2 separate regions of the Homo sapiens genome follow, and region 2 is linked to region 1. A link is a contact called in ENCODE Hi-C or POLR2A ChIA-PET data. All regions are on one chromosome and are shown on one strand. The core of a region is the stretch at or near the end of the contact, and the rest is flanking DNA. Distances in the headings are between cores, read along the strand shown. Region 1 overlaps TNRC6B (trinucleotide repeat containing adaptor 6B). Region 2 overlaps TNRC6B (trinucleotide repeat containing adaptor 6B).

Evidence for each region. Hi-C counts contacts between places; a loop is a spot of excess contacts on that map. ChIA-PET counts read pairs that join two places held with the same protein, here RNA polymerase II (POLR2A). Pooled maps may share reads with other maps.
Region 2: a loop to region 1 is called in a pooled map, with 1.8 times the contacts of the local background. The contact joins two enhancer-like sites. A Hi-C loop is called at or near these places in 7 of 50 pooled maps. POLR2A ChIA-PET finds 5 or more read pairs at or near these places in 8 of 52 experiments (B cell, GM10248, activated CD4-positive, alpha-beta T cell and 5 more).

Annotation. Positions count from the first base shown.
Region 1 is chr22:40,321,036-40,327,540 of GRCh38, reverse strand. TNRC6B (trinucleotide repeat containing adaptor 6B) reads right to left here. Exons shown (of 23, transcript NM_001162501.2): 22 at 6,312-6,451; 23 at 1-4,687. The coding sequence ends at 4,300. Among named protein-coding and RNA genes, the nearest start is that of ADSL, 22 kb to the left of the region's middle. Within about 2 kb of position 3,385, at least 6 of the 41 ENCODE cell types and tissues checked have a DNase peak (open chromatin) inside an H3K27ac peak, as active enhancers do.
Region 2 is chr22:40,212,013-40,218,517 of GRCh38, reverse strand. The region is part of intron 1 of TNRC6B (trinucleotide repeat containing adaptor 6B); the gene reads right to left. Among named protein-coding and RNA genes, the nearest start is that of TNRC6B, 37 kb to the right of the region's middle. Within about 2 kb of position 3,062, at least 18 of the 41 ENCODE cell types and tissues checked have a DNase peak (open chromatin) inside an H3K27ac peak, as active enhancers do.

The DNA.
Region 1 (6,505 bases), core at 2,136-4,635:
GGAGACGAAGGACAAGAGCAGAACAACAGGAACCCCTTCTATTTGCCCAAGACAAAGAGACTTTCCAAATCACTGCAGTTGTCACAATTACACACCTGGAGGAATCAATGCACAGTAATGGAGGGCACACGACACAGGAAGGAACTTGGCATTCTACATTACTGAGACATAAGCATATTAACTTGCTTGACGTTTGTTTATTTATTTTAAATTCAGCCCACTGCCTTTGGGGCCTGTCCAGAACCACTCCAATTTCCTTTATGGGTGAGTATCTTACATCTGTGGAGTGACTGGACCACACACACACACATGTGCGTCCCCCTTGCTCAGGATGTCTGGGTGTATGTACGAAGGCACTAAAGCGGTTTTAGAGAAATTGCAGGCAGCAACCCCACCCACTCCCTTTACCTGTCGAGCTGGAGTTTCCTTCCCACTGGGAAGCTTAATGTTTAAAAGAAGCTGTGGTCATGCTTGGGAATTCTGACCCCTGGCCCCAGGAGGGAATACAAAAGAATTCAACATCACCAAAAACTGAAAGGAAACACTCCACATCTCCGGCTAAGGGATGGGGATAATTAAGCAGCAGATCTTCAAAACAGCAATTAAAACGAGCACAACAGTAGCTGGGAGCTAAAAAAGTAAAATCACTTGTTCCTTATTAGATTCTTCTATATTTTCTCCTCCTCCCAAAACAAACGGAGGTAAGACAGACATTCTTCATTAATAGGACAGTCCATAGATAATTTTCCTCTAGTAATGCCTATATTTAAAATTTGTTCCAAAAATTATTAACCTATATTTCCTAACTCTTTACATAGATTCTCAGCAATCCAACTGTACTATTTTACAGATTACTTTTTTTTTTAAGCTGTTGTTTCTTCCTTCCTTCCTTTCTTTTGTTGCTGGGGTTGTGGGGACAAGGAGAAGGGTTCCTTTAAAAAAATAAAAATTACTAGGGGAGATTTCAGTTCAGTCTCAAATGGAAAGGAACAAAGTGATGGCATTCTCATCTATATACACCAAACACTCTCCCATTAAACTACACACAATTTCAAAAGAATCCATGATCGAGCTCTTACAAAGCTTAATCCTTCTCCCATATTTTTAAGATAATGAATTTACCTGTTGCTGCTAAATTGATAATTTTTAAAAAATATTTCTATGTGTTTTAAAATGTGTGATCCCCAGTATGACAATAATGTTTGGAGACTTTTCTTTTTACATTTTTTTAAGTAAAAATTGTTTAAACTTTCTGAAGTTTCAGGAACTTGTAAAAGTTTATTAACAGGAAAGAAACAGCCATCTCTCTAGGATAAGATATGGTTAAATAAACCATCTTCAAAAAACTGGCTTCCTACCCTAGAATTCCTGAGAATGCTTGCAAATTTTAAAGCAGGAAAACAAATGTTAAAAACAGAAACAAAAAACACTGTTAAATGCTCCCAGAGTTAGTCTTCATCTAAAATATATATTTATATGTATATATATACGCACTTTTTGGTCTTTTTTTTTTAAAGTTTTTAGTTTTTTTCCCTTTAAGCTTATGATGGAAGAACATTTTAGCTTCTCATGTTTATTTTTACATATTTCAAATCCCTCATTATGTCTTGTAAACAAGAGGGGCTCTAGCACCCGGCTTTCACCGTAGTATCGTAAGGAACTCAACTAACCCATAGTGCAGGTCAAGGAACCAACAGGCAGGAGGAGAGGAGGGTGGGGCAGGACACAGCAGTGAACCAAGAGCGGCAGTGGACAGGGTCGCCACTGGCTCGCAGGAGCCTTGGGATATGCTCCTGGCCCAGGGACACTAAGATTTAACCTTCTCTAGATGTCTGAATACAAGCTGCTCTTCACCTGGTGGTCACCGCACGACAGCACTTTGCTCCACACAGAGAGCGGTCAGTGGGGGCTGCTGGAAGCAGAGCTTTTGCATGGGGAACAGTGGTGGAAGGGGCACGGTGGTGATTCAAATTGCAGAGCAGGAAGAGGGCATGCTCAAGGCACCCAGCGGGGCCACGTCAATGCTGCAGATGCCAAGTGTGACCACCTACCCACAGAGGGCTCATGCAGGCTTGTATATGTGAACACTCACTTGAGTCATGCCTGTCAATCTCTTTTGAGGCTAGGTTTATAATCAACAGGGTAAGCCAGAAGGGCTACAGAATTTCCCATTCTTTGTCTCACAAAACCACTGAAATGCAAATAACTTGTTTTAGGCTTTTCCTATACACACCCACCCACCCACCTACACACAGACACAAGCTAAAAAGTCAAATACATTAGGCATTGTTGTATTGTATCCTTCACTGAAGACGCTAAAGAAAGAAAAACTCCCTTGTCCTCAATAGCAGCAAGTTACAGAGGACAGTAGAGGTCTGCTCCCACCAAGGGTTGGAATGGGCAGGTATTTGCTGGTACAAAATGTCGGCACTTTATGTTAAACAGCATAATGCAGACTGGGATGTCCACACAAGTGCTAGCACGTCACCGGCATCCATCCCCCCACCCTATCTGGTTTTTCGCCCCCTTCAGGTCTGCTATAATTCTCTTCACAATAAGCAGTTTGATACATTTTGATTCCGACATAAGTACATACATGTTGGTGATAACTGTAGATTAAACGTTGACCCCTGTTCGGCCCAGAGTACTACTACATTGATGCTTAAAAAAAAAAAAAAGTATTTAAATACCGAAATTAAAAAAGCAAAATTACAAGGTGGGGGGAAGAGGTCAAAAATCAAAAAAAGGTGCAATACTTAAAAGTCTTCGCTAAGTTATACCTGCCTAAGCAAAACCACATACACAGGAAATACACAACACAGAGAAACAAAAGGAAACGCTTGAAGTACACACTGGTTTAAGAACATTCGTTAAGTAAACGTTTCTGTCAGTGATGGCCTGGTGCTGTAACGCGCCACGGCCTGGCACAGGTAACGCTCGGCGAGAAAGGAGCAGAGGGAGTAGCTGCAGATGCTTTCAGGAGGCTGCTCACCACTTATTCTTTTCTGTTTTCATAAAATGAAAAAGAGAACCAACCAACAGAAATATGTAACTCAACTTCACCTAATTTTTTGAAGAATTTCTCAAACCTGATCATAAGGAAAGAGGGAACAAAGTTTCTCTGTTTTTGAGACATCGCATCATCAAAAGTTATCTTCCGTTCCCATTTCAAACTAACGAAAAGGCCTGCATGAAACTTAACAGATACTCAGATGTGCCTGGTGGCCATTCACTTAAAAAAAAAAAAAAACAGAAATAAACACACCGTTGCTCCAAGAGGTACCTCCTGCTCTAGTTTTTTGGACTTGGCAGTGCTCCACTCTACTGCTAGGTCAAAAGAACAGCCAGAGAAACCCCACATTCAGGCTAAGTTGCAAATGGAAAGGAGCTCCCTGCTTTCATCATTAAAAAGCACTCTGTTCATCTTAATGCAGCCCAATGGAGTTGCTTTAGTAGCAGTGGCTCTCCGGGCCTGTGTGTTCTCATAGTTAAAAAAATAAAATAAAAAGCAGATGGGCCGGCCAGCCAGCCTGCAGACTGTCAGCGATGCAGCTTTCTGAGAAGTCAGGGTGGGGCAGGGGAGAAGGGAAGAACACAGGCACACACACAGAGACAGAGAAGGATGCACGCGAATGCACATGAACACACGTGCACACACACACCAGAACGAGCATGCCTGGGCAGTTACATGTGCCAGAACACACTGGTATTTATCAACCAGCCAATCACAAATTTTTTCCTTTTTTTTTTTTTTAGGTTTTTTGTGTTTTTGTTTTTAAAGTGAGGCTCCGTCAAGTCTTCCCTCCCCCCTCCCCCAACAATTCTTTTGAATTTCCCTCCCTCCCAAACATGGTAGACCTAAGGACGGAAACACACCCAGTGCAAACAAAGTTAAAAAGCTATTTTTTTTCAGTATATATGTTTCTTAGCAACAACTTCCATATAACATGAAAAAAGTGAAAAACTAGAAACTAATTTTTTTAATTTTTTTGTGTTTAAATTTAAATGGTATGTGTACTTGCTTCACATTGTCTTTCTAGGTTGGCGTTCATGATTCAAGTATTTCAAGAGTGATATGTTCTCTTTTTGGATTCATATTCCAAACGAAAAAACTGAAGTTATAAGGGAGGCAACTATGTGCTCAGACAGTCTGTCAATGACCCACCTTTTTTTCTCTCCGTTTTCTTTTTTCCTTTTAAAAATGTATTTATTGCAAGTTGAAAAAAAAAACGAAAAGGTCAAGTTAGTGCTGCTGCTGTTCCAAAAAAGGTCACGAGGTCAGAGTTGAAAGTTCTAAGTTCAGATTGAATCCGACCCTCCTCCCAGAAGGTCACCAGGTAGTAAAGGAGCAGGGCTGCCCATCCTATGGGGATCTTCCACCGTTGGGACTCCCCATAAGCTAGAAGAATAGTTTGGGGGCCCCCACAATGAAGCGCCAGCAAGATCGGCCCCGCTGCTGCCACCAGCGCTGCTGCTCCACTGCCCGAGCCCAGTGGACCCACCAAAAAGATTCAGAGCAGGTCCCACGGGATCTGACTGGTTCTGGCCGGTCTCCAGCGACTGCCACCCCGCAGCTGGCGCACTTGGGGTTGCTGCAGGTGTAGGGGGCTGAGCTTGTGCCAGAAAGCGGCTGACTTCATCATCAGTGGCAAACTCAGCAAGGATGGTAGTGTTTCCCAACACACACCTGGAAGAAGGGAGGGAAAGAGAGCTATGGATCTCAGGAAAATCCTAAAGCATACGGAGGGAGCGACTGCAGTCCTTGACATTCAATGTGCAGTCCTTTGACTAGAAGCTGCCATATCCATGAACGCTTTTTAGAATGCAAAGTCCAAGCTCCACCCAAGACCTCTGGGTCCAGAACTTGTATTTCAACCAGACCGCCAGGTAATTAAGAAGTAATGATGTAAACCAACAAGGCATCACCAAAACTCAGGATAACCAAGGACTACTAGAGAATACTATATTCTGATATTTCTTGGTGTATGGAATTTATATATTCTAGACAACTTAGCTATCAAGAAAAACGTGTGTGTCTGTGGGGGGCTAAGAGGGATGACTGAACTGGCAGAGGACTCTGATACTGTAATGGTAGATACCCGTCATTATACATTTGTCCAAAACCATATACTGTACAAGGCCGAGTGAACTCTAATGTAAACTACAGACTTTTGGTGATAAGGAGGGGTTCAGCAATCTTGACAAATGCACCACTCTGGTGGAGGATGTTGATAATAGTGGAGGCTATTCATGTGTGGCAGCAGGAGATATGACAGAAATCTTTGTATCTTCCTCTCGATTTGGCTGTGATCCTAAAACTGCTCTAAAACAAAATAAATAAAGCCTTAGATAAAAAGGAAAGAAAAATATGGTCTCTTTCTTTCCCCATGTGAGTTATGAGGCAAGAGACCATACCCAAAGCATCGAAGCAACCTGGCTTCAGTCCCCGGAAGTGCTGCTCTTTCTCAGGGGCTCCTCGCTGCCTGAGCCCCCTCATCCCTGGCTTGCAGTGTGTCTGGCTTTCTGTCATGGCATCTGCAGCCAAGGGCAGTCAGGTCTTCTCCGTCCACCAGTTTGACAGTGGCAGGGAAGGGGATGGGCAAAGTCTGATCTAGCGCCACCTAATTTAAGCAAAGACCCTGCTACCCCCCAAGACCACAATATTTCATCATCTGCAAAGAGGCTGGAGTAAGCAGCTAGATTCTATTATGAAAAACAATGGCAATTCTATTAGCTGTGTGTTTTTTTTCTTTTTTGAGATGGAATCTTGCTCTGTCACCAGGCTGGAGGGCAGTGGCATGATCTCAGCTCACTGCAACCTCTGCTTCCCAGGTTCAAGCGATTCCCCTGCCTCAACCTTCCCAGTAGCTGGGACTACAGGCATGCGCCCCCACGCCTGGCTGATTTTTTGTGTTTTAGTAGAGACAGGGTTTTACCATGTTGGCCAAGATGGTCTCCATCTCCTGACCTTGTGATCTGCCCGCCTTGGCCTCCCAAAGTGCTGGGATTACAGGCATGGGCCACTGTGCCCGGCCCTAGCTTTATGTTACTTAGAATTTACTCACTACTTCACAAATTATTTACGTTTGGAATTCTGACGACTGGCCTCTGATATATACAGGACAATCCAAGCTTTGGTGGAAAAGACCCGGCACCTCCACACTCTCCACACTCGAGACTTGCAGATGCACGTGTGACGGTGCCATTCTTCGTATATGTTCTGGTGCATCTTTAATTCAGCAGCTGCCAGAATACTCACGGGTGCATCTTCATGCATGTTTGTCTACGTGGGTGTAGGACCGAATACTCACATGTGCAGTGCAGTTTGGGCCTTGGCCGCCTCCTGTTTGGTGCTGTATCGGATCAGGGCAGTGCCCTGGGTTAGATTCAGATGGAATGTCAGCAGTGGGCCATGCTGCATGCAGATCGTTCTCAAGGTTGACCCATCAATCTAAGGAGTAATGACATTCATGAGATAAAGACTGGAGGTGGGGTGGAAAAGGTA
Region 2 (6,505 bases), core at 1,813-4,312, 110 kb after region 1:
TGTCTCTATAAAAAAATACAAATATTAGCCAGGCATTGGGGAGCATGCCTTTACTCCCAGCTACTCAAGAGGCTGAGGTAGGAAGATTGCCTGAGCCCAGGAGGTCGAGGCTGCAGAGAGCCACGATCATGCCACTGCACTCCAGCCTGAGTGACAGAGTAACACCCTGTCTCAAAAAAAAAAAAAAAAAAAAGAAAAGAAAAAAGAAAAAAAAAATCATCTCTTGCCCACAAAAGCTCTCCAGGTAGCACTTCCTTTTCCTGTTCAGAATGCCTAGTTCTTGCTATCACTTGGTAATCAATGAGTTATTATATAAAAAAATTTTAAAAATCATTCCTAATATTATCAAATTGGGTCATCATCTCTAAGAATATTACAAGCACTTTGATATTAGTAGCCATAGTCTGTAAAGGACAGTATAAAGAAATGTCAGCCATTGTAACAATCACAGTAGAATTCACTGAGACAAATAGGTTTTGTCCTCTTTAAAGCAGTTACCTTGGAGGGTTCTGTGCTTATTTCAGTAATTTTTTTTTTTTTTTTTTGAGATGGAGTCTTACTCTGTCGCCCAGGTTGGGGTGCAGTAGCGTGACCTCGGCTCACTGCAACCTCTGCTCCAGGTTCAAGTGATTCTCCTGCCTCAGCCTCCTGAGTAGCTGGGACCACAGGCACACGAAACCAGGCCCGGCTAATTTTTGTATTTTTAGTAGAGACAGGGTTTTGCCATGTTGGTCAGGCTGGTCTTGAACTCCTGACCTCAGGTGATCCACCCACCTCGGCCTCCCAAAGTGCTGGGATTACAGGTGTGAGCCACCGCACCAGGCCTCAGTAATATTTTCTTGGTTCAAACTGTTTTGAAACTATTTTCAGACAGACTAAACCAGTGCTGAGGCATCTTTTTCAGCATCTGCATAGTCTACTTTTTAAAAGCAACATGGATTTGGATGTGTAAATTCTAGAAGACTAGTTTAAAAAGAAATTAATGTACACAGTCACATTGTTTGTCCCTTCCCAACACTGCCTTACACGTAGTAGTAGGTTTATGGTCCTCACTGTGACCAAAATAATGAGCAGGGTGCCAGGAGCCCAAGTTCTGCCTCTGACACCCCACGAGACCTGGGCAGGCCACTCACTTGCTTGGGGTCATACTTATGGGAAAAGAAACTGGGCTACACAATGTCAGGTTCCTTTCAGCACTACATTTTATGGTGCTTTTAGAGAATTAGTAAAAATCCAACTTCAACAAAACAATAATTTGGGAACTGCTACGTAGGACATGTGTTAAGAAGTAGTCTCTACTTTTTTATTCACTACAAAAAAGGTTGATGCTAATGATGCAGTAATGAAGACAAGGAACAATGAGGGAAATGCTTCCAAGGTTAGGAGGAATTTTCAGAGTATGGAAATGGGCTCCTGGAAGGATATACGGTACACCTAGCCAGAGCAGATGACTTAGAGGAAAGGAAGACAAAGGTACAGCTGCATTGGTCAGACAGAAGGGGCTGTACTGGAATATAGGAAGTTTTAGGAGGGCAAATACCTGTGCGCTGTGGGTTCGTGGTATCAAAACCTCCAATTTGGGACTGATGGCAACTCAAGGAAACGAAGTAGGATAATTCATGTTTGTCTTTTAAGGAGGGGTGGTAATACAGAAACCACTATGAGAATTAGGTTTCAACTGAGTATGTACGTTTTCAATATTATCTTTCCCGATGAATACTAGAGAAGGCAGCAACCTAACATACATTATTTCCAGTTTAATAAGTAGATTTTTTCTCCTGGTTTGGCTCCTTGTCAGTATTTTTACTGAAGTAGTTAAATGCACAGCAAGAGAGACTTTCTAAAAAATTAGAAAGAACCACTTAATATAGAGGTGTTGCGTTTTTGTTTCTGTTTTTTTATTTTTGAGACAGAGTTTCACTCTGTCACCCAGGCTGGAGTGCAGTGACGCCATCTAGACTCACTACAACCTCTGCGTCCTGGGTTCATGGGATTCACGCTTATGGTAAAAACTGATTCACCAAATGGTCTCTTCCTACTTTTAGTTCAACAAATATTTATCGAGCATATATAATGTGCCAAGCTCTGGGGCACAGCAGCAAGAAAAAAAACACTGACTTAGTTCCTGCACTCATGAAACTAAATAGTGCAGGTGGGGAAAGAGGCCTGCTGTAGAGAGTAGCACATACAAATGCTCACGGAGACTGTGGGTGCCATAAGGGAAATGAGGGGCTGGGAGTGCATGCGGTCGGGGAACAGACCTTGCCAGGGAGGCCAAAAGGGTGTTCCCCAGGAAGTTACAATTAAACTGAGGCCCAAGAAAGAAAAAGCTGACTAGGTAAGAAGCAGACGGGGCATCTAACTAGGGGGAACGGCATGGGCCAAGGCTATGCAGCAGAAAGCAATGTGGCTGTTGAGGAGCTAAAATAAGACCTGTGTGGCTGCATCACAAAGATGAAGGGAAGCGAAGTGTGAGATGAGACCAGGCTTGTAAATGAGCCAGACCACTCACGTCCCTGCAAGAATTTTCTTCTTTTACCTGAGAGCATAGGAATCCACTGATGGATCTGAAGGGGAGGAATATCAGATTTACATTTCAAAAGGTCACTGGCTACAGAGAACAGAGCATGTATGAAGGAGAAGCTGAGATGCAGCCCATGCTGAGCTGGTGGCTCTGTTCACGAGGTATTAGTCGAGGTCCACATAGGAGACAGAAATCACACTCATCATCTTAACATACAGATTGTCATACAAAGAATATAAAAAATTGTTAACTAGACATAAAGTTATTAACTAGTCACTGAAAAGGGGAGAGAGAGAACACTAAGGTACTATAGAGGTGGGAGCTGCCCCAGGGCTGGGGGAACAAAGGGAAGAGGCTTCCATGGAGCTTTGGGCCAGTGTCAACACCCCTGAGGATGCAGCGAAGATGGACCTCCAAGTATTGGGAAAACTGCAAAATGGATTCAGGTGCATCTACAGGAAGGAACTGCTGCTGCTGTGGGGCAAAAAAGCATTGCTCAAGTGCCCTCATGGGAACAGGAAGCAGCAAGTTCCTTCTTCCTTCTCCGGCCATGCAGTCACCCTCTCCTGCCCCGTTGGCACTGCCTAAGGAAGAGCCAGATGGCAATGAGAAATGTGGCTGGCAGGATCCCAGCTTTAAAAGCACACACAGAGAATGGGGGCTTGGGGCTGAGAAACACACACTTAACTGATAAATCACACATGAAAAATGTAGCTAGCAAAACTGTCACCAGCTACTGTGCTTTTCCAACATGGCTGAATGACTCACTAATCATATGTATCGGATCTAGGACACCAGTGATTGTAAGATACATCAATATTTCATGTGCCACTAAGAAAAAGTGACACCAATTAAAGTGATTCAATGCTAAGTCTCCATGAATTGTTAAGATACATCCTTATTTGAAAGATGTTAAAAGGTTAAAAAAAAAAGAAAGCTAAGTATTCTTTAGTAAGGTGTCAAACTTGATCAAAACAAATCATTGCACAGAAAATTATTACAGAAGAAACATCTGGGTAAGTAAAAAATATTGAAAACTAGGAGCACCAAGGGAGACCTGCTTTATTCAATTTTTTTGTTTGCTTTTAACTTTTTGAGATAATTGTAGATACACATGCAGTTGTAAGAAATACAACACAAGGCTGGGTGTGGTGGTTCATGCCTGTAATCTCAGCACTTTGGGAGGCCAAGGTGGGAGGATCGCTTGAGGCCAAGAGTTTGAGACCAATCTGGGCAATATAGCAAGACTCTATCTCCACAAAAATAAAAAATAATTAGTTGGGCATGGTGGTGTGTGCCTGTAGTTCTAGCTACTTAAGAGGTTGAGACCAGAAAATCATCTGAGCCCAGAAGTTCAAGTGAGCTATGATCATGCCACTGCACTCCAGCCTGGGCAACAGAGCAAAACTCTGTCAAAAAACTCTGTCCAAAATAAAAAAAAAAACCACAGAAAGAAAGAAGGCAAGGAATACCACACAGAGATTCTGTATGCCCATTACCCAGTTTCCCCTAATGGTAATATCTTACATAACTATAATATCCCAACGAAGAAACTGACATTGATAAAATCTACCAACCTTATTCAGATTTCACCAGTTTGACAGGCTCTCGTTTATGTGTGTATTTAGTTCTATACAACTTATAACCAACACCCCAGTCAAGAGAGAGAACGGTTCCATCACAAGGATCCCTCATGTTACCCTTTTTTTTTTAATGTTTTATTTTTTGAGATGGAGTCTCCCTCTAGTCCCCAGGCCAGAGTGCAGTGGTGCAATCTCTGCTCACTGCAACCTCTGCCCCCTGGGTTCAAGTGATTCTCCTGCCTCAGCCTCCCGAGTAGCTGGGGCTACAGGTGCGCACCACCACGCCCGGCTAGTTTTTATATTTTTTAGTAGAGATGGGGTTTCACCATGTTGGCCAGGCTGGCTTCAAACTCCTGACCTCGTGATCCGCCTGCCTTGGCCTCCCAAAGTGCTGGGATTACAAGCGTGAGCCACCGTGCCCAGCCTGCTACCCCTTTATTTATAGCCACAGGCATCTTTCTCCTCGGTACCTGTCTACATTATTTTTTTAAGGAAGAGAGCTTACATATTATTCTCTCATTATTTGTCATATGAACCCGAGTTCTTTTTCCATATTTGAAGAGTTATCAGTTGACTTTGGATTAGCTATTCCTATACAGTAGTGCACTGCAAAATGAGTAAAGACTTCCCCCAAAAGCAGAAATCTTGGCATCTTTCCAAAGCCCATCATTTACTAGCTGTGCGATCACTGCACTCTATGCAGCCTCCCAGGCACTCATCATTTCCTCCTGAACCACTGCACCACGGGATGCTAGCTGCTATTATTATCACTGTGATTGTTATTAGCCTGATTATGTCTCCCTTGATGCAGTTCTGCCACCCTCTGATACATTTTCTACAGAGCAGCCAGAGTGATCTTTCTTGAAATGGAATCCAAACTTGTCATTTGCTTGCTTAAAATCCCTCAGTGGCTTCCCGTGACTGGATGGGCCAAGTCTCATCTCCTCGGTCTGCCACACCAGGGCCTGACCCCACTTGTTCTCCAGCCCCTTCAGGTCCAAGTTAGAACCCACTTGTCATCTCTTTTCCCGGGGTCACTGCTCGTATCAATACTTCTCAGACTGAGGGTGCCGCCTCCTCTGGGAAAGCCTCCCTGATGGCCTCTCACTGCAGGCTTTGTGTCCCTTCACCATGTGCTCTTTGACTTTCCATTATGGTAAAATATATATAACATAAAACTTACCATTTTAACTGTGTTTAACTGTACAGTTCAGTGGCATTAGTACTTTATTCAGTTTTCCCACAAGTTTATTACTCCAGGTGTGGCAGGAGTTTAAGTCTTAATACAGAAAAGTTTTCCATAAAAGAAAGGAAGGAGAATATCAGAAGTTATACACGAGAAGACATAAAATCTCATTTAACAGGAAGGTTAAGCTATCACTAACAGTTGAGACCTAGCCTGTTTAATATGGTAGCCACTAGCCACATGTGGCAACTGAAATTCAATTTAAAAATTAGGGCCAGGCGCGGCGGTGGCTCACGCCTGTAATCCCAGCACTTTGGGAGGCTGAGGCAGGCAGATCACTTGAGGTCAGGAGTTTGAGACCAGCCTGGCCAACATGGTGAAACTCCGTCTCTACTAAAAATACAAAAATTAGCTGGGTGTGGTGGCACGTGCCTATTAATCCCAGGTACTCGGAAGGCTGAGGCACGAGAATCGCTTGAACCCAGGAGATCACACCACTGCACTCCAGCCTGGGCAACAGAGTGAGACTGTGTCTCAAAAAATAAAAAATAAAAATAAAAATAATTAAAAACAAACAAACAAAAAAGAAATACCCAGCTGTTGAAGGGCAAGAGGCAGGAGCAAAGCTGCCCAGCCACAGAGGACACTATGCATGCTGGAAGTATGTAGAAACTCAGTACACAAGAGATCACAACCTTAAACTGTGTCCATACCCAAAGGCCACAAAAATCCCAAACTAATCTGTTCCCAAAGGTATGCATTTAAAAAATAATAAATCCTGGCAATAAGGATACTCACTAAGGAGAGTGCTAACAGCACTATGTACAGAGGCTAAGAATGAAATGGTTAAGAGGCTAGGCTTTCCAGTGAGGGCCACGTTGCATCCTGAACAGGCGTCAGCTAAAGGGATGCAGTGGGCAGGGCATGTCTGACAGGGTCCAAGGTCACAGATGTGGTAGGTGGTAGAGCCAAGTCTGTTCCCTAGGGCCTGTGATCTTGACCACTCCCCAATGTTGAGGAAACTGCAGAAGCAAAAGCATTAAGTTGTGAAGCAGTGGGTAGCTGAAGCCTTAAGTACAACTAAGTAAATGAGAGGAGATAAATCTATAACTCCAAGATAAGCAAGGTCAAATATAAAGGGCTTTGTCTTTCAGGCTAAATTTGAACTTCATCTTGGTGAGGAACCATGGAAGGCACCTACTAAGCAAAGTA